Linked DNA regions of Homo sapiens: region 1 is linked to region 2. A link is an interaction called in ENCODE POLR2A ChIA-PET data of the cell type or tissue named here. Cell type or tissue: PC-9. All regions are shown on one strand. Links, peaks and the distances in the headings refer to the core of each region. The heading gives the core; the rest is flanking DNA. Region 1 overlaps CEP78 (centrosomal protein 78). Region 2 has its middle 42 kb from the start of CEP78.

Region 1 (16,090 bases), core at 10,088-15,087, 58 kb before region 2:
GCTCAACCTTTATTGAATGATTAACTGTCTTTCAAACCAATGCATATACTTTCAAAAATTCCTCCTTAAACTTGCTTTGTAATAATAAATTATAGTTATGTAGAACTTTCTAGTTTATGCCCTGCTCTTATGCACATTCACCTAATTTAGTCCTCATGGTATAGATTTTTATCTTTCATTGCATTCTTACCGGTTTTCCATTATCTTTTACCTTATTTATTCATTTTCCTAATTCCCCTTCAGTAGATAGTCTCATCCCCATCTTTTACGCAATTGTATATACAGTATAAGCCTAATAAATGCATTCTTGAATTGATGCATCATGAACAGAAAATAAGCTCCAGTCATATAAAAACAGAGGAAAAGAAAACAAACTACAATTTTTACATTTTTAAAAAACATGCTTTTTGGAATACAGATCACACGGTCACCAAATATAAGTAAATACAAACATTAACATACTGTGACCATTTGCAATACACTATATTTTCTCATTTTAAAGTTTATAAAGTGTGTGTATGTATGACTTAAAGTTAAACCAAAACCAAAACAAAAAACTCTCAAAAGGTAAGAAAACTTTTATTTACCTCACTGACTCGTTTATCAACCTTAAGCCTTATCACTCTTTCTTCCTTTAACTGCTTTAGGCACTCCTCCAGTTTTTCCTAGTATTAAGTAATAAAGTAAATATTATAATTAATTCCCAATATGATCCCCAAAACTCTTCCAGCTGTTGAGCTCACCAAGTGTTTAGGGACAGAGCCAGAAGTGAACTCAGATATCAGGATTATAGCCTACTGCTTGTATAATATCATACCATGCTAGGGAAATTAATTACCAAAAACATCAGATTCGCACATTACAGATTTATTTCCACTCTTTCCAAAATAAATTTATGACAGCTCACCATAGAAGGCATACACATATATTTATTGAGTCAAATAAAAATTAAGGCTATGAAAAAGAAATTCTATTCTTATTTGTGGATCCCTTATAATAGGAAGCCCTATTAACACACTTAACACACCTGAATTATGTAACAGCAAATTAAAAGTCAAGTAACCAATTAAAAGGGACAGGGCTCTTTCTGGTAAAGATTGAAATACAAAAGGAATTAGACATGATGGAGATTCTCCAATTCCTCCAGAGTGTTGAGGGAAGGAACTCTACCATACACTTACATTAGAAAAGGAAATTGGTGCCACTTTCTGGAGTAATCTTTAGTAAATACTACCAATTCAATGTCTGGGAATTTACCTTAAGGAAATCACCAAACATGTGGACAAAGATTTATCTACCAACATAATGTCACAGGACTGTTTACAACTAAAAGCCTCCAAATTGTGATTGGTAAAAAAAAAAAAAAAAATAGCACATCCCTATGATGAAATGCTCTATGGAGCCACTAAAAACAATGATATGGGTCTTAACCAGAGTTAATGAATGGTCGTTTTTCTTGGGAGATGGTCCATAAGCTAAGTAAGATTCTCTGATGTGGAAGAGCATTCAATGATGTGACAAAATATTTTGATATCTTTTTAAGATAAAAGGGCAAATTACAAAATATCCAGGTGTGTGTACCATGCAGAGGTGGTTTTTATTTCCCTCAATGTTTTTCACGATTTTCAAAAATTTTCTCAAAGGGCATATATTTTTATACTCAGAACACATTTGAAAAATCAGTAAATGCCCTAATAACTACAAATTCTTTAATGTTTCATTATCAGTTAAAGCCAACCAAGTTTTTATGGGAAAAAGGAAAAAGAAATTGCAAAATTCCTCTACTTATTATTTATATAATGGTTTTAATATTTAGAACTGTTATCAAAGAACTTCTAACCAAACATGGAAATAAGCAAAAAACTTATCACAATTGGAGAAAGAAGAATAAAATCCTCCATTCCTAACTAGTTCTAAAAATCACATCAAAGCACAATTACATGAAATTGTTTCTCCCTCTAGTGGAGGAAGTGAGAACATAATGTTACATATTTATGAAAGTTCCCTCCTCATTACTCCTTTAAAGAGTAATTCATGCTCCTTAAAGAAAATAAGGAAATATGAAATGAAACAATTAGAAAGTAAAATCACTTAACATTCCACTACTTAAAAACGACTAATGATAAAGTGTTGTAGTAATTTTCCTCCCTGACAGCTGCTCCCCTTTCTCCCTTCTACCCATGGAAAAGTTTATATTTTTTCTGGAACACAACCCCAGAAATATCAAATGTTATCCTGTACAACAACCCTTGAATATCAAGGGCTTGAAGTATGCAGGCCCATTATATGCAGATTTTTTTCAACCAAATGCAGATCAAAAATACAGTATTCTGGCTGAGCACGGTGGCTCATGCCTGTAATCCCAGCACTTTGGGAGGCCGAGGCAGGCAGATCACAAGGTCAGGAAATTGAGGCCAACATGGTGAAACCCCGTCTCTACTAAAAATATAAAAATTAGCTGGGTGTGGTGGTGCGCACCTGTAATCCCAGCTACTCGGGAGGCGGAGGCAGGAGAATCACTTGAACCCGGGAGGCAGAGGTTGCAGTGAGCTGAGATTGCGCCACTGCACTCCAGCCTGGCAACAGAGCGAGACTCCATCTCAAAACAAACAAACAAACAAAAACAAGTATTCTCCAACGCAAAAGTTCATAAGGAGGACTGACTTTTTATATACCCTGGTTCCACAGGTCAACTGTGGGGCCTGAGCATGCCTGCATGGATTTGGGTATATGCTGGAGGATGGGGTCATGGAATAACCCGAGTATGCTGAGGGAAGACTGTATATCCAATTTTATGTTAGACATTCTTCCATTTAACACTGAATCAGAGAACTCATAACTCTGACTTTTTTTTTTTTTTTTTTTGAGATGGAGTCTCGCTCTGTCGCCTAGGCTGGAGTACAGTGGCCTGATCTCGGCTCACTGCAAGCTCCACCTCCCAGGTTCACACCATTCTCCTGCTTCAGCCTCCTGAGTAGCTGGGACTACAGGTGTCCGCCACCACGCACAGCTAATTTTTTGTATTTTTAGTAGAGACAGGGTTTCACCATGTTAGCCAGGATGGTCTCGATCTCCTGAACTCATGATCCACCTGCCTTGGCCTCCCAAAGTGCTGGGATTACAGGCGTGAGCCACCGCACCTGGCCAACTTTGACTTTTTTAGTGGGCTAAATAAAATATTCTACTGAGCCAGCTTACTGGTTCATGTAATCATTCCTTTATGGCTAACAAGACTGTTTCCAACTTTCAACATTATAAGATAAAATAACCACTTTTAAGCATGAAGGTTTTGTTCTCCCATATTTAGAATAATTTTCTTGCAATAAATAAAAAAGGAATTTTAGGTCAAAGCAAATAAACATTTTTAAGGCTCTGCAATACTTACATCCAAATTGCTTTCCAAAAGATTTCTAAGATTTTATACTGCTACTGGCAATGAAACAGTCTATCACTTGGATATATCACCTCTACTCTGTTGACTTACCTTCCCACTTAAAGTGCAAGATATTCAAGAGAAGGAAGTATATTTTATTAAGTGTTTATCCCCAGCATTTATGTGTACCACAAAGCAGACAACCAATAAATAATTGCTGAATAAAGAAAATCCCTGCCAATATAAGATTTATGTGTGTGTTAAAGACAGAATGTGTGTTTTTCTCTAATAGATAAAAGGTTACTGTCTTCCTTAAATGTGCACTGTCTTCCTTAAATGTGCATTTCTTTGCTTACTAATTAGTACTTAAATTTCTCTTTTAGGTTATTTTTTGGAAATTCAGATTCTCTGAGGCAAAGTTCTGGCCCTACCCATCAGCTGTATAACCTTGGGCAAGTTCAGTAACTCTAGGTCTTAATTTCCTCATCTATAAAATGGAGATAAATTCATGTATCATAGGGCTCTTGAAAGGAGTAAATTAACACACATATAAAACTGAGAAGAGTGCCTGGTGTACAAAATATGATCAACGCAAAATGAATAAACATACGAACAGAATTAGTAGAGAAGAGCTTAAAATGAAAGTTAATCTCCTCCTCACTCACACATCCAGCTTCCCAGAGGCAACCATTTCTTTAAGCAGGTTTTTTAAATCACAAAATATGCTATACATACTGAAAAGTGCATAAAACACACTATCAGGGAATACTCATGTAACCATATACCCAAGTTTGCAAGTACAACTAGCTAGCATCTCTGAAATCCCCCATATCTTCTACTCATCACAAGCCCCTCTCCTTCTCCCAGAATTAAACACCGTCCTCATTTTCCTAATGATCATTTCCTTTATATGCATGCATCCCTAACAATCTAGTTTTGCCTACTTCTAACTTTATGCAAAGGGAATCATAGTGAATGCACACTTCTGCATCTTCTTTCTTTCAACATTGTTCTTACAATTCATCTGTTGTTGCCTGTAGCTCTTGTTCATTCAATTTTATTACTTTTATAGTTTTCTCAGTGTACAAATGCAATCTAATTTTTAATTCTTAATGGACATCGGGTTGTTTTCAGGTTGGACTATTACAAATAATGCACGTGGACCCTTTTGCACCTGTTTTTCTGGTGCATATACCCTCAGATGACTTGTTGGGTCCCAACGTATTTATATACTTTCCATTGATAGACAATGCTAAACGCTTTCCAAAGTAGGTGTGCTCACTTATACTTCCGGTGTAAGCAGGGTGGAAGATTCTTATTACACTCCAGATCTACAATACCTGCCACTATAAAATTTTATTTTTTGCCAATCTGATAGGAGTGTAGTTGCATCTCATACTGATTTCAGTTCATTTTTCTCTGATTACCTATATGGCTGAACACTTTTCCATACTTATGGGCTACTTGGATTTTTTTGTGTGTGAGGTTTAAGTCAACCATTCTTCTTTTTAATCCTTCTCTAGTTCTAAATAACGTATTAGGTAACTACATGACCGGATTTTAGACATTATTTACTAACTTCCTGCTTTACTAAGTAAGAGTTTGGTTCATTCTTACTTATTTACTTACTTATAGCCACTCCTCTCAATAAAGTTGTTATCACCATTAGTTTTTCCATTGGTCATGATCTCTTCAACTTCTAGTGATATACATTACTTAAAAATTTAAATTGTTTATCAACTCTAAATTCTCTCAATGCCCTGCTTTGTAAAATAGGGACATGTATACTTTTGTCCCTTCTTTCCACCTGTGTCCACCTTCCAAACTTAGCTTTTACACTGTTAAAGTTAATATTTATATTCTGTTCTATATGCAGAGCTGTTTGTTTTTTGAGAGACAGATAGATCAGTGTTTAAGAGAACAGGCAGAAAGCTTAAGCTCAAATCCCTGATCCAACTCTAAATTTAAGTACAGCTTGGGCTTACTTAAATTTAGCTTCTTTTCTGAAAAGTAGGACTAATAGTAACACCTACCACAGGTTATTCTGAGGATCAAATGAATTAATATAAGCAAAACACTTAGAACAGTGTCCAATACGTGCTAAATCTGATACAAGCTAGTTATTTTTGCTATCACATGCAAATTGATAATCAAAGCTACAGACCACGGCAGTATTTCCATTACTACGATTAAATTAATACTGCCTACTGCAGAGTTATATTGTAACTCTTGTGTATATACAGGTTACACCGCCTTCTATACAGTTTCAGTGCCACAGCCCTTGTATAGAGTGACCGCCTATCTTAAGTTGCCCTGGACTGTTCCAGTTTACAACCCTTGTCTTGATGTTAGTGTTAACAGCACCTGCTTACACTATTGAAAAGTGTTCTGGTTTGTACAACAAATTAGATAGGTGGTCACCGACTGCTGTGCCACTGAAAAGGGCGGACAAGCTCAAGTGGATTTTTTTCCCTTTTGTACATCAGTGGTAGCTCAAAAATCTGCCATAGTTTAATTTGTTTTATGTTCATGCCAACAGAACTTTCTCCTCTGGAGTTTGATTCCCTCCTTCCCTCTTTTCTCCTCTCTCTTTCCCCCTCCCTCATTCTAACAGTGCCTAATACATAGTAACATGCTTCAAGGATTTTTTAAGCTCTCAGTCACACAACCAATGGAAGCCTCTCAAATCCAGACCCGCTGCTCTCCACACTGAAACCACTGATCCCTGATATCCTATTATCTTCCTTCTTGGTTTATACCCTCATTTTGCGGGACTATGTTTTCAAATAACAAGAAAAAGTATAGCGCAGGAGGTCCAAAATGTCCTATTCAGCCCCCACTTAGATTGACAGTTTGGCTGGATGGGAATCTCCAGGTTGTCAATTATTTTAAAACTTTGGAGGTATCTTTCTAATTCCAGGATCCATGGTAGCTGATGAGAAGTATAATAAAGTCTGGTTTTTATGGTTTTTAAGTGACCGGTATTTTTCTCTTGGGATTTCTTTCTTTCCTCAGTATCTTGAAATTTTACAGTGAAGACTGTCTACTTACATGTGTCTATCTAAGGTAAACTTTCTTATAGTTTTTTTTTTTGTAATTTCCTTCCATCCATTTTTTTCTGTCCTCTGAGATTTCTTACAGTAACATGTTAGACCTCCTAGATGCAACCTCACTAGCATATGATTTCTGTTGTATTTTCCATTCCTGCCTTTCTGTTCTATCTACTGAGAAATTTCCTTAATTCCTACTGAATTTATTTCAACCATTATAATTTCCAAGAGACCACCCTTGCTTTCTGCTATTCCTTTTTAAACAACACCCTATTTCTTTTTTACAGGCACTGTATCTTTCTTTTGTACTTGTGCTTAACAAACCTAAGGATGTTAAGTAGAGTTTTTTTCTTAAAGTATTTTTGTTCTTTTAATCAGCTCTGGTCCTATCAGGACATATTTTTCATCTTTTATTTTCCCTGTCAAGTTGTGAGTTTTACTCAACTCTCAGGTGAACCATGGTTATTTTCTATTTAAGAATAAGGCTACTTGGGAGGCTGAGGCAGGAGAATGGCGTGAACCCGGAAGGCGGAGCTTGCAGTGAGCCGAGATCCCGCCACTGCATTCCAGCCTGGGCGACAGAGCGAGACTCCATCTCAAAAAAAAAAAAAAAAAAAAAAAAAATAAGGGAGCAGAGGATCACTGGGAGCTGATGACTAGCTTCTGTTATGCATGAAGAAGTGGGTAGCCAGTATGGCAGGATATTCTCAGCTACCCTTTTCTAGGGTGCAAAATCCACACTATCTACCCTAGTTCTCCCCAGTTACTTTACTGTTTTTCAAAGCCAAATGATCTCATTTCAGGAGAGTGAAGGTAAGGCTAGGAGTCAACTCTTCCATATACAAACTGTCAAGGAGCTCCCTCCATGTTAGTCACATTTCTAGCTCCCTTCCTTTTTCCTATATGCATATCTGTGTATGGAGCTGTTTCTGGAGTTAGATTAGATACCCTCTGAGCTGTAGGCTTCCCCTGTGTATATTCTAGGCGATGGTTTTCCTCTGTTCTACTGCATCGGTTTCATACTCATTTCCATCTGTCATCTCTATTTCAAAAATATGTTGAAATCTCTTCAATTATCTTGATTATTGTAGGCTTACGTATGTTAGAAATTTTGATAATATCGTTTTATGGAGTTCTTAAAATAGAAAAGAGCTAAGAGAATTCTCAGTGCATCTTGAATCAGAAATTCCCAAGTTGTATTTCCTAACCTTCTTGGTCTCCCCAATGGCTATAATCACTTTTAGAATAAAATTTCCTAATCCCCTGGTGAAGAAAATAAATACAACACATTTAAAACAATAATGAACATGAATCAGACATTCTAGGATTTTGTTTTTCCTCTGGAACTTAGTAATAAACCACTTAGGTGCTACAAACAAAAGGTGCTCATTTATAATAGGGACAATTCTACATTATCTATAGATTTTTCCCTCTAATATTCTATCATTTTTGTAATTATCTTAAAATTTCTCTATATAAATATCACTAATTTTAATTTAAAAAATGAAAATCAGGCTTCATTTTTTGAAAATCAAAAAGTGATTTCCATAGTCACATAAAAATAAGATAACTGCCCTTCCACCATGTGAGGACATGGTGAAAAGCCATCTATGAACCAGAAAGCAGGCCCTCGCCAGACACCAAATCTGCCTGAGCCTTGATCTTGGACTCTCCTGCCTCCAGAACTGTGAGACATACATTCCTGTTGTTTATAAGCTACATGTAAGTATATAAAAAAAGGATAATTACTTCTATATTTGTAAGTTTCATATAAAAGAAAATTGTATTAATTTTTAAAAATTAATTGTGGACTTCCTAGCACACACAAAAAGATAAGGCCTCCCAAAGAGCCCTGAATCAGCTGGTTACATTCATTCAGTGCTTAATTTCTTTGAGTTTATCTTATGATTATTAAGGCCTTCCCTAAATCTAATTAATATTCTATGATTCTAAGGAAAGGAAAATATATTACTGATGACATGTTTCAATTTTTATTTCTTAGAGTGCAGACGTCCTCCCTTTTACCTTGTTCTAAGATAAAGAACCATTCAAGGGATATGAGATAGAAGGAAGGCGAAAACAGAATTCCCATGCAAGCTGTCCAGTTCATAATCAAGCTTTCACCAAAAACTAACTAGAGTTTGAAATGATCTTCTCCATATCTTTAAAGTGATAGCTTTGTACCTGTAATGCTTCTTGTTCTATACTAGTTTTCTCAGGCACTTCATGAACACTCTCTGAAGAATCATCAACCTCTTCAACTTCAGAGGATGAAGGACTCTCTACTGTCACAGTCACAGGAAAACCTGGTTGCTTAAAAAAAGAGGACAAGATTGTATAATAATATAAACCGAATACCAAATACTAAAGGACATCTAATCAAAGTGATCTTTCTGAAGTGTTAAGTCATTCTCTATAAATGTCTATCACTACTCCTTAGTCTAACACAATCAATAACAAAGTAAAAAGACACTAACTTATTCTTGCTATGTCACTGAAATAATTCTCTCATATAAGGTTTATAATTAATACTGGAATCGCCCATATTTTTTTTTTCTTTTTTACATAAAATCTTTCCGAAAATAACCCATATTATTTTATTACACTTTTTTCACATAAACCAAGCAAGGAGGCAGGATAAACATTTTTTCTCAGATCAACTGCAGATGAGAAATTTATTCTCTACCATCACACACAGAGTCTTAAAGACAGGACGATTTTTAGGAGAAAAAATTCATCCGTGGAGGCCTCACAAAGAATTGGAAGAATAATTTAAATTGTGAATAATAAACACTAGAATGGCCTGTAATCCCAGCACTATGGGAGGCCAAGGCAGGAGTACTGCTTAAGGTCAGAAGTTCGAGACCAGCCTGAGCAACATAGCAAGACCCTGTCTCTACAAAATAAAAACTAGAATTAAAAAAAAAATTAACCAAATACATGCACACAACTAAAACTGAGACATCAAAAACCTCATCTTTTCCTCATTCTTAAGCCAAAACTACTGTAATAACAACGCAATTCTCCTGTCAAGTTTCAATGCCACTGGAATGTTGTCCAATACGTTTCCAAATATTTCAAAATTGACTGTGTCACAATCCCATAAAAAGTCCACAGATCAAAAAGAAAAGTGCCGGGATACATAACTGTACAGAAGAGAAGTCATGAGAATGCAGTATCAACTACAAGCATAAATCCTGCAGTACCTGAAAATCCTAGACGGTAGAATGAGATGCACGCCCCTACTTTTGGCTATGCGAGGGGCAGTACGGACACACAGGTGCTCCTTCATCTCAGTAGTGCTATCTTTTACAGAGAAATTACGGTCTCTAAAAACAACTGAAAAGGAAAATCTGATACTCTGACAGAATTCACTTGCTCTAATACCATGATGCAGAATGACAGGGAATGTGTTTGATCCTGACAAGGGAGAAAGAAAAGCTCTGAGAAAGCAGAGGCTTTAGGACTGGTTGCTTTGTTTTAGCTTTAGAATCTGGAAATATATATATACATATAAAATATGTATCCCCCAAGAACATTTCTTTTAAACTTAAGGACATTCTTGACTATGATAGCTCCATGTGTCGGGTGAGAAATGGTGGTCAAATTTGTTTTGCTGGAGGCAACAGCTGATTTGTGGACCCAGAGAAATGACTTCCTGTCTACACAGATGAAACCACAAGGCCTCCATTGTGTGACATATCCACACGCCTATACTGTGGCACCGGGAGAACCCAGAAAATTTTTAAAGAATTTACTTCAGGGAGGGAAATGTTTCTTACGACTCTATTCAATTTAAAGAGCACAGAGAATGATCTTCCACCCTTCCCATTCCAATCCCCTACATATTATAAACATGGTAACTACGTACCTGCAACTGATTACATATATCACGTGTTTTGATTAATGGGAAACCCCTAAAAAGATATCGATAAATTAAGTTATATTTTGATGTAAATACACCACCAGTTAACACTAGGTAATAACACTTGCTAGTATTATGTATACTATCCATACATAACTGTGCATAGAGATAAATCACTTCCAAATAAGGGCCTGGAAAGCTCTGCTATGGAGAAAATTGAACAATTTAGCAGAACGGCTTTGGGATAAGACTCTGAAGATGCAGGTACTTCTTATGTTTAGGATGGTTCAGATTTCTAATCTAACTTCTTTAACTGGTGATATTAATTGTTCTCTAATTCACAACTCCTTGTGACCAAGATGGGACTTGAAATTAGTAAGTATCTCAAGAAGATATGAAACTGTGAAGTTATTAAATGGAAGTGTAAAGACTGGGGCCTCAGCACTATAGTTTATGCAATAATAATTCACATTACCAGTTGTGAAATAAGTATAGTCATCAGTTGCCTAACAAAGATTATACATATTCAATTTAATCTGAGCAATTGAACAGATATTTTACATAGCACCTATTTCCAGTCCTATTTAAATTCAATCCTCTTTGTTTTCTTAAGCAATTGTTAATCTCCAATTTCTTGAATACTAAAAGTCAGTCATTCGAAAATAATTTATAGTAATCTAATTCATTTATTAAGCATAAAATTATAGTACAACATTTTTAAAAGACTTTTCTGACAAAAATTACTATGAATAGCTATCACCTAGGTAACTGGCTAAAACTAGTTATATCTGGTTTGATTCACTAAAATGAGTTAGGCCAGTTGGCTGAGTTAGATTAAGTCTAATCAACACTTCCTATCATTTTGCATTGAACAATTTCCTATGCTTTACAATGCCCTTTCCCCAGTCTTAAATATCCAAATTCCTATTTCTGCCCTATAGGACTTGGTTTAACTGCACATACTTTAAATGAAACCTTTTCTCACCTGCACAATTGGAGATAATTTCAGTTTCCTCTGGACTCCCACAGGGATACAGCTTGCTGTGACACTTAATAACTTGAAACCCTACTTAGGATTATTTTTTGTTTTTCTTCCTTAAAGGATTCATGAGGCAGAAGCCACATGAGTCATTTTTACCCTACAGACATAAGCAGAGAACTCTCACATAATAGAAGCTCCAAAATAAAGAATTTTGAATCCCATTTTTATCCTAAAAGATAGGAAATAAAAATACCCTACCTGTGTCTTTTTGCACGTTCTGCAGTACGCCACGGCAAGAAACCAGACACACCAGGTGGAAGAGGTGCGGGCGCATAATATTCTTTACCAAGGGAGTGTTTTCTGCCACTACTTACAGGTTTCTTTGTAGCCAATCCTACTTGAGAAGTGTTAAAAAGAAAGAATCAAGATGCACTAAAGGTCTACAGATGAATAGGCACATGTGCATACTCTTAAAAGAATACAAATGGGCACCTGACAATGACACCAAGTCCATTAAATCAGGATCAATTTGTAAATACCTTTTTACACAGGCCAGTAATAAATATAAGAATAAATATATTTTTAATATACTTAAATATAAGTAATAAATATATAAAAATATAAGTTGTCTAGAGTAACAAGTTATCACTTTAACTAAAATATAAGTTGAATATATGAGACATGCAGAGCACGCAAAGGTAAATAAAACATGTAACCCAAAGAATGAAAGATTATACGTGATACATTTCATTATGCATTATGCAGAAATTTTAAGTTATTAAATCTCAGAATATTTTTGGCATTCCTGAATCTCAAGGACAGAACATAGATACACCCATGACTCCTACCAAACAGAACCTTCTGAATTGGAAAAAAATTTCAATTTGAGATTAATTTTATCATGTAAAAGGTATTCAAGTTGTAAGACTAAAGGTAGCTGGATTAATTTTATCATGTAAAAACTATCCAAGTTGTAAGACTGAAGGTAGCTGGGTAGTAGGTGAGCCAATGTTGCCGCCTATAAGTCTGTCCACCTTCAGTGTTCATTTGCTTTTACAGAACACAAAGAAAACAAATGAAACCTACTGGATAATAGAACGAAGTATAAAGTCTTATCCTACATTTCAGTTTAAAGAGTCAAGTTTTTTTAAAGAAATATTTGGTAGTAAAAGCTAGACCTACCTATTAATATTAATAAAATTCACACTTAAATATATAATTGTTTCTGATATCACTGAGAACAAATAATATAACTTTATTAAAACGGTTATATTTATCCTTCCAATCTATTTTACTACGTAAGATCTACTTTAGCAGCTTTAGGACAGCATCTACAAGAACATGTATTTGGTAATACAGGACAAATATTTCCCGTGGTGTAACTTATTGATAATTACCACATTGTGCTGTGCAATTTCTCTGGACAAATTTATACACGTCTTATAAATATATAGGAGCTCAGTTCATTGTGTGCTGTTTTTAATTATCCTAAAAAAAAGTTACTGTGTATTGTTTGTAGTATGTGTAGAAAGTAATGCAAATATAAATTTTTTTTTTCTTTGGAGACAAGAGTCTCGCTCTGTCGCCCAGGCTGGAGTGCAGTGGCACAATCTTAGCTCACTGCAACCTCCGCCTCCCAGGTCCAAGCAATTCTTCTGCCTTAGCCTTTCGAGGAGCTTGGATTACAGGTGCACGCCGCCACGCCCGGCTAATTTTTTGTATTTTAGTAGAGACAGGGTTTTACTGTGTTGCCCAGGCTGGTCTCCAACTCCTGAGCTCAGGCAATCCACCCGCCTCGGCCTCCCAAAGTGCTGGGATTACAGGCGTGAGCCACCGTGCCCGGCCGCAAATATAAATTTTAATTAAAACCAAACTAATTTACTTATCTTGTTAGATGAAAAAAATTATAAAGTTTCCTATCTTCTGTCTGCACACGTAATTGCAATATGAATGTGACATAATTTACATAAATTATATAACCCCTATACTCACTGACACCTAACTATTAAATATAAAGCCAGACACTGATTTGGCTTACCTCTGTGTCTCCAAATTACTGAGGCAAATACAAAAAAAGCCCAAGAAATAAAGTTACTCTTAAAATAGCTCAGTGAGCTTGTAAACTTCAGTCACATTTCCAATTTCTTTAATCATGCTAAGAAAAAAGATTTTTGTTTTTTATTCTCATTCAATGATGTCCAATTATATACCACTAGCTACTAAAATTATAGAATTTCTAATGTTTTATATTTTATGTTAAATTGTTTTATATCTTAGCCATTTTTAAGTGTACAGTTCAGTGATATTAAGTCAAGTGATATCCTTCAAAAATTTAAAGTAGCATCCAAATAAAAGATTATCTGGTGTTAATTGTTTGGTGATCTTAATGTACAGGGTATGAACTAAAGTCACCACAAACCTTTTTCTGGGAAACTGGCAGATTATAAACATAAAAACATTAATTTTTTTCTCTGTAGTAGTCTTCATGGTTTTACTGTTTCAAAATTCAAAGTTACTTACAAGAAAAGGTCACTTTCACATTAGATTTGGCTTAACTTATTCCACTGTCACTCATTCTTATCAGTAAAAAAAGGCTACTTATGACTAAAGATAATGTGTTCTACAAAAGTTAAAGACTCTTTAAAAAAAAAAAGAAAATATCAGTAGAACTAGATTATACCAAATTTATGTATTCAGGAGAATGTAAAATTTATGCCATTAGCTGATAAACAGTTTATAAAGTCTTTTTTCATTATTCTTGGTCACAAAATTATAGACAATTTCAAAATTCTAGACTATTATTTGGCAGATTAAATAAACCATAAATAGCAAACATTTAGGGAATGTTTGTCTAAAATGTTCCATCTCTGGGTAATAAACTTACCTGCAGTATTGTTTTATAAGGATTACATATATTTTAAGGTTATTTCATCATTGAAAGAAGCAAGGTGCTACCTAATTCAACAACTTTGGGTAAGAATTTGCAAGGAAGGAGGAGGAAACAAGGGAAAAAAAATGGAACTGGGAAGAAATTTTGTTTTCTATCGTATGAAAGGATAATTCTTCATTAACAACAAAATCATACAAAAGCACTGCTAAAACTGTCATCAAAGTGCATCCCAAATTTCAATTGCAAAGTATCAAAAGTAATCATGAATCAGAAAACATATCCAAAATGATGAATATTGTATGAAAAACAAATAAGGGTAATTTTTTAAATGGAAGCACTAGCATCCCTTTCCTAATGATTCATTTACTATTTCTACATTCCATAAATTCTCATAATCTTATCAGAACAATTACAGACCTCATAATATGCACGGAGTCAATATTGGTTGTTACTGTCAATATCATACAATGAGAAGAGATTTTAATTTTAACACACTAGAACACTAGTAGCATTAAAAAGCCAAGACAGAAAAGGTTACCAATTCTAATAGTAGCTTTTCCTTTGTGACCACTTCCTAGAATTATAGTTCTCCTTTTCTGTTTAGCAGTTTTGGATGGTTCCTTCACTGATGGAGAAGTTATCCACTGGTACTAAAAGAGACAGAATAAACACTATATTTCAGTTACAGATCATTTATGAGGGCTACATCTTAAATGGAAATTGTTAAGATACTCTATGTTAATAAAAGGTTTGCAATCAGCAGTTCTGGGACCCAAAATTAAAGAATCATACGGTATTTACAAAAACAGAAAAGACATTTGATTTGACTGTAAATTTAAGATGGCAGAAAAGTGCCTTAATAGTTTCATTTTATTAAAAACAGACGAAAAGCTGGGCACAACGATATATACCTACAGTCCTAGCTACCTAGGAAGCTGGGAAGGGGGAAGATCACTGGAGCTCAGAAGTTTGAGGCCAGGCTGGGCAGTACAGTGAGATCCCAGAAGAAAAGCAATTAAATAAGAATTCTTTCTGGAGAAATAAAACATGATATACCTCTGATTTGGCACTCCTTCCATTCTGGAGGACTTTTTTGATAACTGCTTTCATCATAGAATGATCTAAAGTAAAATAAAAATTGAAATTATAGTAATTATTTCCCAATGAGTGGCTATTCCCATTTAAAAACAAAAGCCAACCAATTATTGCTTTTTCCCATGAAATTGAATATGAATTCCACATAATGTAATTAAATACCTTTTCCCCCTTTGAGTATTCTAACTTCTTCCTCAAAAACAAAGTATTCCTACACACATATTGTCCCTGATGGCTACTATTTTGGCAGCAGCAAAGATCAAATGTAAACACTTTGGAACTAAAGTAGCTTTAGATACCTCTAAATAGGAAATCAAAAGCCTAAACACTGTCCAGATACTTAGATGCTTAAAAGGCACCTAATATACCCAAATCAAAGTCATGATGCGCCCCCAAAGCTGCTCTTCTCCACAGCCTCCTTTTCTCTATAAACAGTACCACCCAGTTGTATGCAAAATCACCTAGGACTTTTTAAAAAAATTACTATTTCCTTTATACCCCACAAGTCTTGTTAGCTACACCTTGTTTCAACCACTTTTTACCACCTCCAACCTTCCACCCTAAGTGAAGCCATAGCCATCTCTAACTTGAACCAGTGTGAGTCTCCTAACTGGCCTCCCTCTTTCCCTTTTATAGCCCCCTACAAGTGTATTCTCCACACCAAGTCATCTGATTGAATTACTACTTGGAATATAACCCTTACCAGCTCAAAATCCTCCCATGGTTTTCAGCTCATTTAGAATTATCTAAGTCCTTACCGTGACCTTCAAACCTTACAAGATCAGGCCCCTGGCTAGTTGTCTGACTTTGTAGCATACCAGTCTCTTCATCACTC
Region 2 (16,090 bases), core at 6,063-11,062:
TTATTGCCTTCTGTTTGTTAGTTTTCCTTCTAACAGTTAGGCCCCTCTTCTGCAGGTCTGCTGGAGTTTGTTGGAGGTCCACGCCAGACCCTGTTTGCCTGGGTATCACCAGCGGAGGCTGCAGAACAGCAATGATTGCAGAACAGCAAAGATTGTCTGTTCCTTCCTCTGGAAGCTTCATCCCAGAGGGGCATCCGCCAGATGCCAGCCAGAGCTCTCCTGTATGAGGTGTCTGTCGACCCCTGCTGGGAGGTGTCTCTTACTCAGGAGGCACGGAGGTCAGGGACCCACTTGAGGAGGCAGTCTGTCCCTTAGCAGAGCTCGAGGGCTGTGCTGGGAGATCCGCTGCTCTCTGCAGAGCCGACAGGCAGGAACGTTTAAGTCTGCTGAAGCTGTGCCCATAGCCGCCCCTTCCCCCAGGTGCTCTGTCCCAGGGAGATGCTGCCTTTCTTTCAGAGATGCCCTGCCCAGAGAGGAGGAATCTAGAGAGACAGTCTGGCTACTGCAGCTTTGCCATGCTGCGGTGGGCTCCGCCCAGTTCGAACTTCCTGTAGGCTTTGTTTACACTGTGAGGGGAAAACCGCCTACTCAAACCTCAGTAATGGTGAACGCTCCTCCCCGCACCAAGCTCAAGCATCCCAGGTTGACTTCAGACTGCTGTGCTGGCAGTGAGAATTTCAAGCCAGTGGATCTTAGCTTGCTAGGCTCCGTGGGGGTGGTATCCACTGAGCAAGACCACTTGGCTCACTGGCTTTAGCCCCCTTTCCAGGGGAATGAACGGTTCTGTCTTGCTGGCATTCCAGGTGCCACTGGGGTATGAAAAAAAACTCCTGCAGCTAGCTTGGTATCTGCCCAAATGGCTGCCCAGCTTTGTGCTTGAAACCCAGGGCCCTGGTGGTGTAGGCACCCAAGGGAACCTCCTGGTCTGCAGGTTGCGAAGACTATGGGAAAAGCATAGTATCTGGGCCAGATAGCACTTACAGCACAGTCCCTCACAGCTTCCCTTGGCTAGGGGAGGTAGTTCCCTGACACCTTGCTCTTCCCAGGTGAGGTGACGCCCCACCCTGCTTCTGCTCACCCTCCGTGGGCTGTACCCACTGTCTAACCAGTCCCAGTGAGATGAACCGGGTACCTCAGTTGGAAATGCAGAAATCGCTCACCTTCTGCGTTGGTCTTGCTGGGAGCTGCAGACTGGATCTCTTCCTATTTGACTATCTTGCCAGCCCTCCCCCGGTAAATAGTTCTTTACCTCACTATTCCCCTCATCTTTTCTTGGGTCTAGGATCTACAAGGAAGCTACAAACATATCCCCTCTACTGTTGGCATTAACCATGAAAAAGGATTGAGGATGACTACATGGCCAAGGTCTGGAATTTCTTCTAGGGTATATCACTCTGCTTATTTTGGAGGAGGTTATATTTCTCCCATAATCTATTTTACACCCTCTCCTTTGTAGATACAATAGGGTATTTATTTTCATTGTATTAATGCATTCAGTTTACATATGCTTAAATTTAAACAACTTCAACTTTAATGGAGAATGATCATGGTGAGGTAGTGTTTTCCATAATTCATCTTTTGTTTTCAACAAAAATAGCAAAAACAAACAAACAAAAAAAAAAACCCTCATTTCCAAACATTTACTGAAATAACTCTTTGCACAGGATTCTATTTGAACAAACCAATTCCTTTTGGACTTCGACAGGTGATAATGTTGTGAAGAAACAATTGTGTATGTCAGTGCATATCTCTGCAAAAGGCAATATGCTACAAGCTGCAGAGTATTCAAGGATGTTTGCTGCCTTGATGACCTTCGAATCTTGTAATGGAGAAGAGATAATACAAAAACAAAACACAAAGCAGAGGGAGGTAAATGACATAAGGAAGATATATGTAAAGAACTTTGGGAGTTCCAAGGAAGATGAACCTCAAATTCCAAGCCTCACTCACAGAAGCTTATTTAGAAAGTTTGCAATGTGGCCCAAAATCTGTAATGCATTTCAGAGCATCTGAGGCAGGTGGTCCTCAGACCACCCTTTGGGAAACACTGATCTAGTAGTCTTTTAACAAAGATAGCTTTTATGGGGCAGGGAAGAGTATCTTTTTATGACTCAGTTGCAGAACACTATCTTGAAGTAATTTTTAATGTTATCCAGAACACAGCACTTATATACCATGACAGAAAAACTGTTGCCATACCTTAAAAATTACTTGTAGGTCCAAAATCTCTTATCTGAAAACTTTTTGGACAGATATGTGTCAGAATTCAAAATTTTTCTTAAAAAGTTCCTAAACAATTAATCTTTAATAAAAATGTTAAATTACATTCTTCTATCAGCATGAAAAATCTTCAGGATCCATAACCTCTCTCTAATCTTCCCAGTACAACCCTACCCAAGCACTGCTTCCAAGACCATCCATGTTTTTCTGAAAAGATGTAGAAATTTAAGTTTAGTTATCAAATTTTCTTTATATTATACTTCTATTTATATTGACATTAAGCACTCCAGGCCTAGGCAACAAAGCAAGACTCCATCTCGAAAGAAAGAAGACTGGGCATGGTGACTCATGCTTGTAATCTCAGCAATTTAGGAGGCCAAGGCGGGCAGAGTACCTAAGGTCAGGAGTTTGAGACCGGCCTGGCCAACATGGGGTGAAACCCTATCTCTACTACAAATACAAAATTTGCCAGGCATGGTGGTGCACTCCTGTAATCCCAGCTACTTGGGAGACTGAGACAGGAGAATCGCTTGAACTTGGGGGGCGGAGGTTGCAGTGAGCCGAGATGGTGCCACTGTACAACAGGCTGGGCAACAAGAGTGAAACTCCATCTCAAAAAAAAAAAAAGAAAGAAGCCCCAATTTTTTAGATACAGTGATATATTTTTGCTCACTACTGCTTCTTTTCTTCCATGTGTTACCTCTCTTTATTCTTCCTGGAGCACATTCTTTCTTAATTTTTTATAAAATAATTACGGATGATAAATTTTATGGAAAATGTTTCTTCCTCAATCATCCGTAAATACTGCTTTAGATTAAAGAAGAACTGTGGACCAGAATTCCCACAGAAATTTGAGGACATATTCCTTCTCCCTCTTGCATACTGTACTTTAAATGAGTTACAGATCAATTTGATTCTATCTCCTTTGTACTTTTTTATTCTCTCTGAGTAACATAGGATATTCATTTTGTACTTAAAATTTTACTAGGCATTTGTAGGTGTTTTCACTATTTTTATAGGTATTTTTAATTATTTTTCTGGCTTACCATTTAGTAGACAAACCTTCTAATCTGAATGTTCAAGGCTTTTCCCAAGGCAGGAAGATTTTTCTATTCTTTGATTCTTTCTTTCTTTCATTCTACTCCTAAAGCTGAGACATTAGAGCACCAGGGATCTATCCTCTGAGTCTCTTATCTTTTCTCTAACATCTTTCATTTTTTATCTTTTACACATTCTGCACAAATAAGGTAGATTGACATTCCACTTTACTAATTCTGTCTTCAGCAGTGTCCTTCCTGCTACTCAGCCCTTCATCGAGTATAATTTTGTGTTTCAGCAATTATGTCTTTAATTTACAAAATTCCTGAGTGCTTATTTTTCACAATAGCCTTCTTTTCCTTGATAGCATGTCTTGCCAAGTTCATCTAAAGTTACTGTCTATATTTTTCATCTATTCTCCGTATTGACTCTACGTCCATGAAGATTAGTTGTATTTGTTGAGTTTAGAGCCTCTTTCATGCAATCAGTTTTCTCATGAGTAACTCTTTCTCTTAACTACAACTATTTCTGAGTTTGGGAATATTCCAAGGCTCTTGTTGTAGTATTCACTTTTTTTCTCATAGGAAGTTGAGAGTTGCTCAGCTCTCATGGGTTTTGTCATCAATCTTTTCCCTCTTGGATCTTCCAGAAATCCCTGAGGGTTTTTGAAGTATGGTGGCATATCTTCAGGCCTGCACAATACACAAGTATAGGTTTATGGTTGTATATGATTCTTGCTTCTATTTATATTGACGTCAAGCACTCCAGGCCTGGACAACAAAACAATAATAGAAAATTATTTTGTTTTCTATTTGGTTATTGCTTCTTGCATATATTTGGTCTGAAGTCCCACAAGGGGGAGAAGTGAGCATCCAGAAAGGACCCTTTGATTCTTGGCAGTAATGCCATCATTACAGCATACAAAATCCCTCCTTCCCAAAGCCCATACATATTGACTACCAGTGAGGGTCATGTGGATATCTACATAAGAATGAGTATTGGGGGCAAAGTATCACATAGGGAAGAATGAGGTCCTTGGTGCACCTGTGACAGCTGATACTGTAACTCAAATTAATATTAGTTTTTAGGAAAAGAGAGACTTTGGAGCCAGAAAATGCTCATCTCAAAACGGAACTTCCATATATAAATGTTTTAGGTCTGGCAAGAGGAGTAATTTTTAAAGAATTTTTCACCAGAGCTTTTTTTCCCCTTTATTGTATTTCTCAGGCAGGATGGTGGGCCAGTATTTTAATCTGTAAAAGTCATTTCATTCCTAAGAACTTGAGAACACTAATGTGTAAAATATTTGGAATTTAAATTCTCAGTACACTAGAATGTTAGTTCCAAATCTAGTTTCTCTTTTTGCTGTTTTGAAGAGAAGTCAAGGAAAAGAAAATCACTGTGGAATTCAGCTTTGGATTCAAGTGGCTTGTCCCTAGGTCCTGAAATTTACCACCTGGCCCCTCCCCATCATGGTCTCCACCAGCATATGGTCTCGTGCCGGTTCTAACTTGTTCATTTCATAAGCTCAAATCTTAGATGTGAGTCCAGTCTGTGGGATCAATTGTGGTGGGCTGGAGCTAGGGGTTGGCATAAGGGTGATCTTGTTTTAAATAATGAATATGTAAAGAGAATTGGAAACCCATATATTAGTCAGGTTGATGTAGAGGAAAAAACTCAGTGTCATTCTTAAAAATTCAAGAGCTGAAGAGGAAATTTAAAAGCTTGTGCCCAAACACTGTGCCTCCAGGATGCAGGTTTGCTTCAAACCCCAAAATGGAATGTGATCATCTCATGAAACAGGTGTTCGTCATACAGTCAAGACAGGCAGAATCTGAAACATGTCTTCTATTTTCTCTCTCTTGTTTTCTTTGTCTACCCACCTTTCCCAAGAAAACATTGAGTGTCTGCTATGTTCTTTGACTGCCAACAGCAAGGCGGTCTCGATTATACCATCTGCTGAAATCTAGAGGAATAACTTTGCTTGGAAGCAAACTGCTGTCATGACTCCTTATTTGCTTTATTTTGTGGGCATAGGCTAACCCACTGATGTTCTTGCATGTTCTGCTGATCCTTATGAGTGTCAGAAAACCAGAGTGGTGAGACAAATGGGTTTGGATTAGTCCTGTTTTAGAGGTGTTTGAGGGAGCTCCACCCATCCCAGCGGAAGATGTTCCAGGCCACAGCTTCTGAAAAAGGAATTGAAACTCCATCTGAGTTTAGCAACTCCAGCTGAGAGCAAAGAAAATAAGAAGTGAGGATGGTGAGAATAAGAGACCATAATTTCTTTTAGATTTTAATTTCAACCAAAGGAGATAGATTCTGTTTCTCAGCTTTAATTTCTCTCTAGTGAATTAAATGGGAGAATGTTCATATTGTTTCAAGTTTGGGGCATTCTTTATTGCATTACTTAGGCTTGTGGAATAAACTCCAGTGAGCCAGTCTGAACATCATGATTGTGCACAGGAAATAGAAAATAGAATAGGAGTGAATTTTTTCCCTTAAATAATCTGCAACCTTTAAGTTAACTTAATATACTGTTGTGACTCACTTCAGGGACTTCTGGGGGCAATAGTTAAACAGATTCTAGGAGGGTTCTAAGGGATAAGAGACGACATAATATAATGTCATCTAGTGGGTAGAAGCCAGGTATAATATTGGGGAAATTTCTCCAAGTCTGGTGGAACCAAGCTACTTTACAATACTGTAGGGCTCTGACCAACTGATCCTGTTTGCCTGGGACTTTTTCCTTTTTTTTTTTTTTTTTTTTTTTGAGATGGAGTCTCGCTCTGTCTCCAGGCTGGAGTACAGTGACGCGGTCTTGGCTCACTGCAACCTCCGTCTCCTGGGTTCAAGAGATTCTCCTACCTCAAACTCCCAAGTAGCTGGGATTACAGGCATGCGGCACCACGCCCAGCTAATTTTTGTACTTTTTTAGTAGAGATGGGGTTTCACCATGTTGGCCAGGCTGGTCTTAAACTCCTGACCTCGTGATCCACCCACCTCGGTTTCTCAAAGTGCTGGGATTACAGGCATGAGCCACCACGCCCAGCCGCCTGGGACTTTCTTAATTTTAGTGTCCCAGGAACCCTCACCCTATCCCTGTATGAGTGGAGGATATCCCACTGTCCATGGACCTTAATCTGTTTGCCATCCCTGGGGGATGAGAGGCAATAGGAAATGAAGATGAACGTGGAGGGGACTCTTTAGCTATCTCTGCCCACCTGTTCCCTCAGAAGGATAAAGGGAGGGGTTTTTTCATGGTCTTCTTCTTCAAATTTTTTTATTTTTATTTTTTTTAGAGAGAGAGAGAGAGACAGGGTCTTGCTCTGTCACCCAGGCTGGAGTGCAGTGACACCATAAGAGCTCACTGCAGGCTCAACCTCCTAGGCTCAAGGGATCCTCCCACCTCAGCCTACTGGGTAGCTAGGACTATAGGCATGAGCCACCGTGCCTAGCCAAGAATAGAGATTTTAGTCAACATGGTAAGACCCCCTGGGCTTTCATCAAGTGGTGTTTTGTTTTGTTTTGTTTTGTTTTGTTTTGTTTTGTTTTGTTTTTGAGATGGAGTCTTGCTCTGTCACCCAGGCTGGAGGCTGGAGTGCAGTGCTGCAATCTTGGCTCACTGCAACCTCCACCTCCCAGGTTCAAACAATTCTCCCGATTCTCCTGCCTCAGCCTCCCAAGTAGCTGGGATTATAGGCGTGCACCATCATGCCAGCTAATTTTTATATTTTTAGTAGACACAGGGTTTCGCCATATTGGCAAGGCTGGTCTCGAACTCCTGACCTCAAGTCATCTGCCCGCCATGGCCCTCCCAAAGTGCTGGGATTATAAGCATGAGCCACTGTGCCCGGCCATCATCAAGGGTCTTTTTACTTGTGGGTAGAAGTACTGCATTCTAAAACTATGCACCCACAAAGGAACTATTCTCTTGCTTTCCTGCCTCAGAACAAAGTGGAATCTACTTCCCAGAGACCCGCCAACCATTCTGTTCTCCTCTAGTTTCGCGGGGGGATTTTGGCCCCCAGGGGACATTTGTCAACGTCTAGAGATATTTTAGGTTATCACAACTGGGAGAGGTGGGTGTGCTACTGTCATTTAGTGGGTAGAAGCTAGGTATGCTGCTGAAAATCCTACACAGAACAGGTCAGTACTTCCCCACCTACCCCAACAAAGAATTATCTGCTCCAAAATGTCATTAGTGCCAATTGTGAAACACTGCTCTTCGCTTTTTTCTATGCCATGAGAATATGTATGTAAGTGAACCGGGGTATGGGCCATACTTCCTTTGCAAATACACTTGAGTGTGTTGCTTACATGTGAGGAAGCAGGAAGTCTCACTTAGGTTTCCAGGTCTTAGCCATGATTTTGAACATAGGTTTTGGGAAAGCCTTGCATTGTCTATTCTGTGTAATGATTTAAGAAGGAATAATAGGTTTCCCTTTTGCTGGTTATTCTTCATATTTGGTTCCCTCTTGTTATGATATCCCAAATCTCATATTGAATTGTACCTCCCATAATTCCCATGTGTCCTGGGAGGGACTGGGTGGGAGATAATTGAATCATGGTTGTGGTTTCCCCCATACTGTTCTTGTGGTAGTAAGTCTCACGAGATCTGATGGTTTTATAAGAGGAAACCCCTTTTGCTTGGTTCTTATTCTCTCTTGCCTTCTGCCCTGTAAGATGTACCTTTTGCCTTCTGCCATGATTGAGAGGCCTCCCCAGCCGCATAGAGCTGTGAGTCCATTAAACCTCTTTTTGTTTATAAATTACCCAGTCTCAGGTATGCTTTTATCGGTAGTGTGAAAACAGACTAATACACCTCCATTGGGAATTCTGTAGGGAAGAGTGATGAATATCAAGCTATGACATGGGTATTCCTTGTTCCTGGGCTATAGTACCATCATAATATCATGAATACTTTGCCTCCAGCCATAGCTCCTCCTCTATCCATGTAGCATCAACCTTTCTCTCTATGCAGAGTCTTTCCTACGAGTGGGAAAACATGCTCGTATTTCCTCCAACTGTTTAGCAAATAAAAAAAAATTAAAAACACAATAAAAAGCCCCTTTTCTTGATCTCACATCCTTATTCTCTTCTTCATATAATAGTGAAGCTTTTTAAAGTTAGTTGAGAAATGGCAAATTTAACACAGCCAACAAGTGTTCCATTAATATGTGGTAGTTGATGAGGTGAGCCCATGCTCAGACACAGACCAGATATGTGGCCACAAGCAAAGCATAGGTTATTGCTTTCATGCAGCCCACCCTTAGTAAATATTGCTAAGGATGAATAAAAAAATTAAGCATTGAATCACCTTTCAAAGCTCTTGCTAAAATCTGGACATGAAAACATTAAGAAAGTAAGGAAAATTCAAAAGTTCAGGATCTTCTGGGTTGGGAACAGATACTTCCAACTCTGGAAGCCAGATTCTCACCTTCCCTGGTTCCCTTACAACTAGAACACAAACATTGACCTACAGCTCAGCAATCAAGTGCTCGGAGTCAGACTTTGACTCAGTAACTAGCAACACAAAGAGTCAGGAAATCAGCGACTGTGCATAGTCAATTATCGGGATTGATCCTGGGAGAGCCCCCTCCACCTTCCAGAGGCAGTAGTGATGTTTTCTTTAGCCAGGTCAAAGGTCCAGAAGGGGTGATGAGACTACCACTGGCTAAGTTTCTTATCCAGTAGTGGGGGCAGTGTGGACTATGTGGGATCACTTCTGTGGACTTTGGATGTTTCTTGCTACGTAGCCTCTAGATCTGCTTCTTCAGCTTTCCTGGATATGAAGAAAGCTTCCAAATATCATTTAATACATTAGTTTCTGACTCAATTGCCCAAAATGTGTTTCTATTGTTTGCCACTAAGAACTCTAATTGGTACCCCGCTGAGGCTCCTTAGCCAAGTGGCAACCAAATGTGGTATAAATATGACACTGTCAGGCCCTGTTGCAAAAAGGGCAGTCAAGCTAATTGTTGAATAGCAACACCATATTTGATTAATTCCATTTCATCCCTGATTTTTCCTTCTCTGTTCACTTCTTCCCTATTGTGGTTGCTGTATCTGTTAGAATAAGAGTGGTATCACTCTTTTTTTTTTTTTGGATCTTAGGGTGAAATTTCTTCTTGTCCCTTAAGCTATACCTAAGCCTTGGGCACACAGTAATAGATGAATAAAAAGAAAAGAAAAAAAGGCAAAAGTAATAGGAAAATAAAGGAGAAATGATAAGAAATATGGATGTAAACTGCTCAGATTTCAATATTCTATGTCAGGAGTCTACAAGCATTTATTGTAAAGGATTAGTAAAGGGTTGCTATAAATATTTTTGGCTTTGTGGGCCATAGGTTTTTGTCACAATGATTCAACTCTACCATTGTAACATACAAGCAGCCATAGATAACACACAAACAGATAGGTACTGTTGTAAATAAAACTTTATTCACAAAAGCAAGTGGTAAGCTAGATTTGGCCCCCTGATCATTGTTTGTTGACCCTTGCTCAATGACATGGTAGGTGCTAGGTTTTCTTTTCTGTTTATATTTAGGGTGAATACTCTTATATTCATTCATTCATTCATTCATTCATTCATTCATTCATTCTGGAATCACTTCTTGAACACCTATTTTGTCCCACTGTCCAAGATTTCTATAACTGAAGGAGCTCACACTCTGGGATGGATCAGGTGGCAGTAGTGCCATGTCGGTGCCCTGTCCATGTTCCCTCAAGCTTAACTCTTCAGTGCATGCAGACCCAACTTCCTACTGCCAGCATCTTCATTTCTTTGCCTGGGAAATTTCTCTGGCCATGATTGTATACAGTTGTATTCCTCAAAATATTCCAGTGTACTTCTCTTGAAGGTGGATGGGCTCTGTGACTATTTTGAGCAACGGCATATACAACAGTGAGTCCATGTATTATTTGGTCCCAGGCTGGAAAGCGTTAGCAGCCCATATTTCCCATTTTGGGGAACATTTGCTCTTAGAGTCTAGCCACCATATTGTAAAAAGCCCAAGCAGTAGCATCGAAAGACCCATGTGGAAAGGACTGAGTATCAACTTGCTAGCTTTGAGAATAAACCATTTGGGAAGTGGATCCTCAAGCCCTAGTCAAACCATACCAGTTAAAGCTGTGTATGAATAACAAGAGTAAATTATCCCCACTGAGCCCAACCCAACCTGCAGATTCATGAGCAACATGTATGCATAAAATGTAGTTGCTTTAAGCCTGTAAATTTTGAAAGGGTTTTAATGCAGTAAAACCCAGGACACTCACCCTAGCCTACAAGTAGTTATTATTATCAGCCTTTAACAGATGAAGGATAGGAAGTTTAGAGAAAATAAGCACACCTTGTTCCAAGTTCTTCACAACTAGTAAATTACAGATTAATTTACTAGTTAATTATTTCAAACTCAGGTCTTTCCGACCCCAAAGCTCAGACTCTTTACCTTGTTGCCTGTCTAAGCCAGAAACTAAACTGAAAAGAAATTAAATAAGATCAAATGAAAGAAAAGGAGGTAATATGAGTCAAGTCAAGGTGATGATAGGTGCTTGCCAAGCCAAAGCTGTCTGGTGCCACTTTTTTGGGAAATGTTCCAGAATGTTGCTATCCCCATACTTCAGTCCTGCCTGTGTTAACTCTATGCCCCCATTTTTAAACTGCTGTCCTAACACTTATCACATACTTTATTGTCCATCTCCATACTTGGGTAAAGCTCTTCTAGATATCTTACATCTATCACTATTCCTGGCCTCATTGCAGATATTCAATAAATATTTTGGGGATGCATTAATGAATTCTGGAATAGATTGTGGGGCACAAAGAACCTTATCAATTAGACTAGAGACACAACTATTAGACTTGTGCTGTCTATAACCTGGAGAACAATGCAAAGATGTTTAAAGAGTTCACAAGCTCTCCCACTCCATTCGTCCCCACCCATACCTGCCTCCCCAGGGTAATCCATGTTAATAATCTGGTTGCATCTCTCCACACCTTTCTTCACAGTCATATAAATTTATACAAACACACTGTATGATTTGGAGGGTTGTTTATTATTCGAATGTTGCGTTACTTTCTATTTCTCTGAAACTTGTAAGCTGGATAAAAAGCACAGGTTCTAGAGTCAAATTGATTGGGCTTAAATTCTGGGTCCTTGTTTACTAGCTCTGGTATCTTTGGCAAATTATTTAACCATCTTTGTACTCAGGTTTCTTATCTATAAAGTAAAATGGGGGAAATAATTGTTCTCACCTTATAAAACTGTAAAATGCACAACACTGCCATCAATAGGTAAGGATCTAACTCTTCTAAAATAGCTGCATAATATTCCACAGAATAGAAGTACCAACATTCATTTGACCATTCCTAATCATGGCCATTGGTTATTTGGTTATTTCCAGTCTTGTTACTATTATAAACTTTGCTTCAGTAAACATTATTGGACTTAAATCTTAGTGCTTTTATTTCCATAGAATAGATTATTCAAAGTAGGATTGCTGTTTCAATTTAATTGAACAGATTTATACTTGGCACAGGGAGAAGTATATCTCAGGGAGAGTGATATGGTTTGGCTGTGTCCCCACCCAAATCTCAAGTTGAATTGTAGCTCCCATAATTCCCACTTGTGGGAGGGACCCAGTGGGAGATAACTGAATCATGGGGACAGTTTCCCCGATATTGTACTTATGGTAGTGAACAAGCCTCACGAGATCTAATGGTTTTATAAGGGCTTTCTGCTTTCACTTGGCTCTCGTTCTCTCTTGTCTGCTGCCATGAAAGATGTGCTTTTGCCTTCTGCCATGATTGTGAGGCCTCCCCAGCCACGTGGAACTATGAGTCCATTAAACCTCTTTTTCTTTATAAATTACCCAGTATCAGGTATGTCTTTATCAGCAGCATGAGAACAGACTGTTCGAGGAGCGTTCGAGGAGTGTGGTCAGAGACTGGGCAGTCATTGTCCACAGAAATCACATGAATTGCTATGAGTCATATATCCATCTGACTTTTGGCTTGAAGTTCATGTAAGTTCCTTTGGTCTAGGATTCATGAGAACTTTGTCTTTTTTTGGGGTAGATTTATTTTAATCACCACGCAGTTGAGAGTATTGAAGAAATGCTCAAAAACAAAATCACACTGGAGCCACCAGTTTCTCTAGCTTAGTAAAGTGGCTGTAAAAAATTTAAAACTCAGAATGAAATCATAAGCCAATCCCCTACAAATTGGGTATACCACATTACTTTAGATCTCTTGTTTTATGTGACTCAGTTTATAACTGATCTTCCACTTGGGAACCTATTGGTAATTCAAACAACTCTCAATGAAAACGTGTGCTGCCTAATACAAGATCTGTGTCCAGTGATTCTTCAGCAGAATAGGCTCTCTTTTTTTCTAAATTGGGTTCTTTTCCTTCTGTATTTTTCATTTCCCCTTTCCTTTGTACTTAGATGTCTGACCCTTGGTAGGTTCACGGTACCAACACTGAGACTTAGAAATAGATTATTTTCAAATTGCCATTTCTTTACCACACAAGAAGCTTTTCTGATTTCTTGGGCGTTAAGCACTTCCAAACGTCCGGAGACAGAATATGCAATATTCCTTGACATGTTCCTGCTTATCACTGAGCTTCCCTCCTAAATATTTTTTGGAAATACTTATTGCTCCCCCTCTGTGGGACAAAATTGATCTGGCTTCTTTCTGCTACTTTCTAATGGAAATGAATAACAATATGCCTCCCAAAATAAATAGGCCTCAGTCATCCAGGAACACAAAAAAAGCACTCAACCATACAAAGGTATTTGAATCTGTACTCAGCAGCAATTTTTTGCCGGTGTACAAATAAAACAAAGAGGCCAAGCCCAGAGTCCTGACTTACTCCTGGCTGCCTTTTGTCAAACTGAAACTGAGGACATGGGACCACACATACAAGAAGTATGAGGGAAAATGAGGGATTCTAATACACTGGTTTACTTTACTATTTTCTATGAGAGACTTCTTTCATAGAAATATTCTTTAGTAGAGAGGCCATTTGGCATTATGGAAAGTGACTGGACACTGGCATCCAGAAGAAATATTCTTTAGTATTCTAATACTAAATACTCTTTAGTATTCTAATACTAAATACTCTCTGGTATTCTAATACTAAATACTCTCTGGTATTCTAATACTAAATACTCTCTGGTATTCTAATACTAAATACTATTTAGTATTCTAACAAACTGGTTTACTTTAGTATTTTCTGTGAGAGACTTCAACAACAACCATATGGCTTTCAGAAGCTTGTCAGAGCCCTAAAATGGAGAACTGGTATTAATTGCAGGCATGTGCCACCACGCCCAGCTAATTTTTGTATTTTTTGTAGAGGCAGGGTTTCACCATATTGGCCAGGCAGGATTACAAGCGTGAGGCACCGTGCCTGGCCGTCTTTCTTTTCTTTCTTTCTTGTTTGTTTGTTTGTTTTTTGTTTTTTGTTTTTTGTCTAAACCTCTTCTTTCCTTGACCTCCTTTGTATTCTTACTCTGACTTCAGGCTCTCCCCACATTCCCTTTACTTTTTTTTTTTTAACCTGCTTATTCTCACTTCTGGTTTCTGGTCTTCAAGGCAGAAGGGAGGGAAGTTGGGAGGCTGCCCAGGCCTCTTCCCACAGCCTGATGCGTGCCTACTGAGCACAGCTCTTGAAAAGTTCTTTAGATTAGGTCTCTTTCCAGGATGTCTTTGCCTCAGCCCAATTGTCCAAATTGTAAATGGACTTAGCAGCCCTTTTGAAATAAAGACAAATGGGCCACTTAAAACTTCTCTAATTTCTTGTGAAAAGACAAACTCTTACTTATGCCAATTTGTTTCTTCTTCTCTTTTCTAATTTCCCTGCTTTTCAAGGCCACTTTGTACAGATGTAAAGAGGAGGTGGCATTCTATAAGCAGGAAGAATAAAATGTACATAATGAAAGTCCATACTGGCTTTCCAAAAGGGTTACATAAAAGCAAAACAAAACAGAAAGTTAAAATAAAAGGAAGGACAAAGTTATTTTGTTAGGTAAAGACTAACAAAAAACAAATGTGTTACAATATTTAGTTAAACATATAAAAATTAAAAAGCAAAGAATTGAACTAAGAAGGGTTCATTGAGAAAAAGTAGGATCCTCCAAGAAGATAAAAGTTACAAACCTTCATGCCCCAAGTGACATAGAGCCAAAATACATAAAGGAAATACTGTTAGGAATGCTTTGAGAAAACGAAAAAGGGAGGACAAATGTGCAATTGTAGCAAACTGTAACATATCTGTCAGAATTGATCTGCTGAGTGCAGTGGCTCAGACCTGTAATTACAGCACTTTGGGAGGCCGAGGTAGGCAGATCCCCTGAGGTCAGGAGTTCAAGACCAGCCTGGTCAACATGGTGAAACCTCATCTCTACTAAAAATACAAAAATTAGCTGGGCATGGTGGCGCATGCCTGTAGTGTCAGCTACTCTACTCGGTAGGCTGAGGCAAGAGAATCGCTTCAACCAGGAGGCAGAGGTCGCAGTGAGCCGAGGTTGTGCAACTGCACTCCAGCCTGGGTGACAGAGTGAGACTCAATCTAAAAAAAAAAAAAAAAAGAAAAGAAAATTGATATACCAGTTTCAAGTTCTCAAAATTTAAATAAGAATATAAGACATTGCAAATTAAAATATCCAATTAGTAAGAATGATTTAACAGCTATATTCTTAACTATGTTCTCAATGAACAGAAAATTATGTTTTTGTTTTTTTTGCCTTTCAGCCAGAACCACCATCTTCCAGTAATTCGCCAAAATGACGAACTTCATGCGCATCCATGTGAAGAGACCACCAAACAGGCTTTGTGTGAGCAATAAAGCTTTTTAACCACCTGGGTGCAGGCGGGCTGAGTCCAAAAAGAGAGTCAGAGAAGGGAGATAGGGGTGGGGCCGTTTTATAAGATTTGGGTAGGTAAAGGAAAATTACAGTCAAAGGGGTATTGTTCTCTGGCGGGCAGGAGTGGGGGTCACAAGGTGCTCAGTCGGGGAGCTTTTGAGCCAGGATGAGCCAGGAGAAGGAATTTCACAAGATAATGTCATCAGTTAAGGCAGGAATAGGCCATTTTCATTTCTTTTTTGGTGGAATGTCATCTGTTAAGGCAGGAACCGGCCATCTGGATGTGTATGTGCCGGTCACAGGGGATATGATGGCTTAGCTTGGGCTCAGAGGCCTGACATTCCTGCCTTCTTATATTAATAAGAAAAATAAAACAAAATAGTGGTAAAGTGTTTGGATGGCGAAAATTTTGGGGGATGGTTTGGAGAGATAATGGGCGATGTTTCTCAGGGCTGCTTCGAGTGGGATTAGGGGTGGCGTGGGAACCGAGAGTGGGAGAGATTAAGCTGAAGGAAGATTTTGTGGAAAGGGGTGATATTGTCGGACTGTTAGAAGAAACATTTGTCATTTAGAATTATTGGTGATGGCCTGGATACGGTTTTGTATGAATTGAAAAACTAAACGGAATAAGAGAAGGAGGAAAACAGGTATTAAAGGTCTAAGAATTGGGAGGACCCAGGACATCTAATTAGAGAGTGCCTAAGGATATTCAGCATAGTCCTGCCAGCAAAGATTATTCATTTACTTCAAGAGTTAAGAGTGGCAGTTTGGGGATAGCACCAGGAGATATCAGCTGTAATGGCTTGGAGAAACAGTGTAAACTGACGGTGTAAACAAGAGCATGTATGAGTAGTTGAGAATGGTGAATAGGAGTATGACTAGACAGAAGATAGTAGGGATGACAAGTGTTTTGGGGCACAGTCCAAGTTGGTCTGGTGTCTGAAATGAGACTGGGGCC

What was found. Peaks named below come from ENCODE experiments on the same cell type or tissue, not always from the same donor. Only the 100,000 strongest peaks of a DNase experiment are listed, where the experiment ranks them.
Region 1: POLR2A ChIA-PET joins it to region 2 with 9 read pairs; 3 of 35 experiments call an interaction of 5 or more read pairs at or near these places.

Annotation. Positions count from the first base shown.
Region 1 is chr9:78,247,482-78,263,571 of GRCh38, reverse strand. CEP78 (centrosomal protein 78) reads right to left here. Exons shown (of 17, transcript NM_001330691.3): 7 at 15,217-15,281; 8 at 14,699-14,810; 9 at 11,529-11,664; 10 at 10,295-10,340; 11 at 8,608-8,736; 12 at 588-665. Among named protein-coding and RNA genes, the nearest start is that of CEP78, 19 kb to the right of the region's middle. In PC-9, for the core only: no CTCF peak of the experiment used is centred there; no DNase peak of the experiment used is centred there; H3K27ac peaks cover 502 bases.
Region 2 is chr9:78,185,791-78,201,880 of GRCh38, reverse strand. No RefSeq gene overlaps it. Among named protein-coding and RNA genes, the nearest start is that of CEP78, 42 kb to the left of the region's middle. In PC-9, for the core only: no CTCF peak of the experiment used is centred there; no DNase peak of the experiment used is centred there.